Linked DNA regions of Homo sapiens: region 1 is linked to region 2. A link is a loop called in an ENCODE intact Hi-C map of the cell type or tissue named here. Cell type or tissue: A673. All regions are shown on one strand.

Region 1 (2,500 bases), 170 kb after region 2:
CAGGATTTCAGTAGCTGGATTATTTAAGGCTATTCCAGGCTGAGAAGACAAGAAGAATAAAGGATGAAAGGTTGAAAATGTCTGGCATATCTTGGTAACTATGCATCACAGTCTGGTGATTCATCTAACTTGGCCATCATCTTGGTGGATCTAGCTAATGCTGAGCCTAGAGTCAGATACAGAAAAACGTGCCGCCATGTTGCAAAATGCAAAAACTAGGATCTGGGATCTTTAGCATTGTGTCTATCTAACAGTACATGTCCCAAATTCTGAAAGCACAATTAAGCCAGAAAGTGGAGAATTTAAAGAAGGAATGTGTAGTGTGATAGGGACATTCGATTCTAGGAAAAATAGGAATCACTGCCCAGGTCTTCTTTCTCTGCGAGACAACTATAAGACACACTACTTATAGGTTCTGGCAGCTTACAAGGACCCTAGTCTGTCCCCTCGCCCACAGGGATGGGCCCCAGGCAGCCATGTATGTTCTATGAGGCCCATGTCACCTTACCCAAAGATGATTGGGCCAATTGTGAGTATGTGACTCAGACTGAGCCAGCTGGACTCCATTTCCTGGGTGTTTGGAGTTAAGACTAGAAAATTCTAGTTCATTCTGAATCCATTGCTTGCATGGAGGAGTTGCAGTTATTAATAATTGCTGACAGTTAGAGCAAAGTCTTGTCCCTGCATTGGCTCAGGAACTCTGCTTGCTGAGGGCGATGAGACGGGAAGCGTGGAGACTCTTCTAAGTTTGCTGATTGAAAGTTGGAAAGGTTCTTTGCCGTGTTCTAAAAACTGATATGGTGTCATACTGTAAAATGTACAAACAGCCCAATAATTGAGCTTTAGCTGGGTGCATGGACAACCACCCAGCTAAACCATTTCTTTTTGTTCTTCATTCATTATCCTTTAGCTGGTGTCAGGTTTGGCCTGAGCACCAAGGGCCCAAGGTCAGGGCATGGCTGCCACCTGCTCTCTGGATCCCATGCTGGCCCCTTCTCCATATATATTGTCTGGAACCTCAGTAAAGTTGTATCCTGATCCCTAGGATTTTTCTGCTCTGTGCCTGCTCTAAGCTCTGAGGGCTGCTGTTTGCATTACTGATAAGGAGGCAGCGAATCTGAAAGATCAGCACTGTGTGCCTGCCTCTAATACTTCATTCAAGCATGGGCTTGCAAGACCGTAGACCACACCCAGTCTCATGATTCGAGCTTGGTGAGCTTGGGATTTAATGAGACTCATCTTGGGCTTGAACTGGTTTTGCTTTGGTCTTTTGGAATTCCCACAGAAAAGGATTCATCAGACCTATCAGGTGAGCTCTCTCTGAATAAAATGAAAATTAATTGCCTACCGTGTCTTGCGCTCATGAATCAGGAAATGAGTCAGGGGGAAAATGCTAAGGAGTTAAAGCTGAAGAATGGTTTCTCTAACCTTATTGCCTACATGTGGCTTTGAGCCCTATCAGCTTCAGTGCTAACTGTGGAAGGAGGATGCTTTGAATGAAGAAACAGGAAAAGACTCGTTTCCTGGGGCAGGGGGCAGGGGTATAAAGTGTAGGGGATGTGGTATCTTTCCCCTGACACTCTCAGGCATCCCATTGAAACTGGATCCCATTTCAAAAGTCCTCATTAAATACCTCATTCCAGTATTGTTTACAGTAGAAATACCAAAGTGGGGAGGATGTAACCAATCTTCAAATAACCTGAGGTGCTGGACAGAAATGATTTTCACAGCTGGAGCATAGGAAGATGGAATCACACAAAAGCAAAAAGTAGTAAGCCTGTTACATTCCCAGCTCAACCAGACTCGCCAAGGTTACCCAGGCTCCAGGGAAGTCCTCAATGATCAGCTCACCTCAAATTTAGTCCTTGCCCAACTGGCAAAACCTGAGAGTGGATTTGTGATTAAAAGGGTAAAGTATCTTCTTGCCAATAATAATGATCTTTGTTGCGAGGAAAAAGCCCCAGTTCTCTGAACCAAAGTAATCTTTCACCAATGCTCATGTTTAATCTCTTTCTGGAATGACAGTAATTGTTAATATACTTCTTATTTTGTGTGTGAGATTAATCTGATGTTTCATTCCTCATGCCAGGCTCGGGGGAACCATTGTAATTTTCCACTTTGTAAAGCTTTCCCTCACGTTTTGTCCCACTTGAAGGCAGCTGTTCTCAATTTTGAGTATCTTTTGAATGACATGGGCATTCCTTGGACTATTATGGATGGCTTTTTAGAAAAAGATATCAGCAATTGACTTTAGCTACACCAGCGAAACAATTTTATCATGTGAGGTTACATTTCTTTCTTCCCAGGGCCAATGCTCAGTGTTTTATAGACATGACCACTAGTCTCGCTCTTAATCAACTACCTATGATCTGCCCATACATTAGACAGTAAAGCCTTCTAAATTATCAATAAATCACTAAAACAGAGCAATGCAGAAATAAACCACATATATTTTATTCATTCATGCGTTTTCACAAGAGCTTTATGAGAAACTGGCGTG
Region 2 (2,500 bases):
TCAGCTAAGCCTGACTGCAAAGTGTTCCCTGACCATTTGGTCTGTGCTCCCAGATAGCTGTAAGTTTTTAAAAACAAGAATAATGTATCGGTGGAAGCTTTTGTCAAGGATAAGGTGAATAACATTTATGAAGTGTACTGTTGACACACAGTTTACAGACATGATCTCATTTTATTCTCCCTATAGCCCTAGGAAGTATCACTAGGTATCTGTAGGCCCATTGTGGGAAGAGTAAACTGAGGCTCACAGGAGTGGTGAAGGCACTCCCTGGGCTGAGGTAGCTGATAGGGAGATGTAGTAGCTGGTAGGAAGCTTTAGCACCCATCTGCCAAGCTTCCTATGGATTCTGGAAATAGAGCCCGGTGAAACAACCCATTACATTTTCGGTCTGTGTCATTCCAGGCACAGGGATATTATAATGAAGAAGGCCTTATGCAAGTTCAGGTCTGTCACTAATGGGCCATGGGCGATATGAACATTTCTCTGCCCTTACCAGGCCTTGGTTTCCTCATCTGTCAAACGGAAGTAAATGGGGCCCACTTCACAGGGAGCCAGGAGGATTCACTGATATACGTGATCTCTAGACCATGCCTGGGATATTACAGGTCCCTCATTAAAGGGTATTCACACAATCGGAATGAATGACTTGGGTCCGAGGCCTGTGGGAGCCCTCTCCACAACCTGGAGCAGATGGAGGAGAAGAAGGAGCAGGATCCATGTCTAAGACATGTTGTGGCTGGTGACTACTGTACTCCTGTCCCACCTCCCAATAGCACAGCCTGGGGGTGGGTGGGGGGACAAGCCAGCAGCAGGACAGACTCAAAAGCCACTGTCACTATCCTGGAAATAGTTGGTCCACAGGTATTCAATTGACTGGGCCAGTCATAGAGCTGCAAATCTAGAAAGAGGAGGAATTTAGGAGGTAGCAGAAGGGGCAAGGATGTCATTAGTTAGGAATTCTGTCTGCAAGGCCTGGCTTCAGGTGAGGAGAGCTGGCAGGCCCACAACCTCCCACCAGTCAGAATCCTGGCGGCGGAGGCAGTGGCTTGAGAGAGGTAATAAAGCAATGTTTAGGGAGCCAGGGGAGCTGCAGCTTGGTTTTGGCACTAGGGGGAGCAAGGTGCAAGACTGAATAAGAGCAAAAAGCCCCAGGAAGCCATTTGCAGGCCAGTAGCCGTGGCTGGAACATGGCTTTCCATCCAGGTGAGGAAGGAGATGGGGTACCATATCCCAAGGGCCCTCCATTACTTCACTTTATCCTCAAAACAACCCTAGGAGGCAGCTGTCAGGAGGACCACTTTACAGATGAAACAGCAAAGGCTCAGAGAGGTTAAGACTCAGCCTCTTAGGCGGTCAAGCCAGATTTGGAATCTGGGCCTGCCTTTCTCCTGGGCCATCCTTTGCCCACATGAGAGGCAGTATCGTTAAGCACATAAGCTGCAGGGTCAGACTGCCTGGATTCACATTCCAGCTCTGCCACTCAAAATTGTGTGGCTTTGTGTAAGTGATTTAACCTCTCTGAGCCTCAGTTTTCCCATCTGTAAAATAGGGTTGGTACTACTACTAAGAGTCCACTTTCCATTGTTGCTGCACTTTATTCACTTTATTGAATAAAGTAACTAGCACATAGCAAAGATGAAGCAAAGCAGCAAATGGTGGCTGTTATCATAATTACTTTTTTACACCGATCTCCATCAAGACCAGCTTAGGAGTCGAGATAGAACTGGGCTAACAGGCAGGGAGGCTTCTGAGGAGGGCAGAGGGTAGGGAAGCAAGGCAGGAGAAGGCAGCAAAAAAAAAAAAAAAAACCCTAAGCGGTTGTTACCTACTATATAAAGAGAAGAAGCTGAGGGTAAAAAACTCTACACACATAGGATTTTAAAATGAAAAAGATTCCTTTTATTTCTTATTATTTTGCTTATTATGTTATTTTCTTATGTATAAAGCAGTGATGCTCAGACTCTAGAATTTCGTCAGTCAGGAATTTCTCCCCCACATGGAGATTAACATTAGGGGCCAAATTTGTGTTATGTCAAAATGCCAGAGGCAACCACTGATAATCATCTTCATCATTTTGGATTTTTTAAAGGACATTTTAACCCCAGGGCATCCGCTCAAGATCAAGCACCAGCCTTTAAATTTAATACATTTTGCATCATGGGAGCACTCACTACTGTGCCATTATTTCTGTCTCTTTTTGCCAGACTACTGAAACCTTGGGCAGTGACTGACCCCCTGTGATGGGGTGTTCCTGGTATTGAATATCCCCCATCCCGCCACTTGGGAATGCTGGTGACTGGAGAGGTGTCCATTTCCTATAATTACTGAGTGTTAATATAATCACCAAAGCGGAGAGCCAGCTGGAAAGGATGGAGTCTGACATCCGAAAAGACAGACAGCTAAATAAGTCATACGGCTTGCAGACAGCCTGGCTGCTGGGGTTACGTAATCACCTCCCCTTGGCTTCCTTTGGTTGGTCTAGTTCTTGGTTTGGCCTTTT

The links. A loop is a pair of places that touch in the nucleus more often than their neighbours do. Peaks named below come from ENCODE experiments on the same cell type or tissue, not always from the same donor. Only the 100,000 strongest peaks of a DNase experiment are listed, where the experiment ranks them.
Region 1: a loop joins it to region 2, with 2.2 times the contacts of the local background. A loop is called at or near these places in 7 of 110 quality-filtered maps.

Annotation. Positions count from the first base shown.
Region 1 is chr12:107,236,090-107,238,589 of GRCh38, reverse strand. No RefSeq gene overlaps it. Among named protein-coding and RNA genes, the nearest start is that of ABTB3, 81 kb to the left of the region's middle. In A673, no CTCF peak of the experiment used is centred here; a DNase peak (open chromatin) is centred at 1,399; H3K27ac peaks cover 1,123 bases.
Region 2 is chr12:107,401,223-107,403,722 of GRCh38, reverse strand. All of the region lies in intron 1 of ABTB3 (ankyrin repeat and BTB domain containing 3), which reads right to left. Among named protein-coding and RNA genes, the nearest start is that of ABTB3, 84 kb to the right of the region's middle. In A673, a CTCF peak has its summit at 1,104 (motif pointing right); DNase peaks (open chromatin) are centred at 1,122 and 2,302.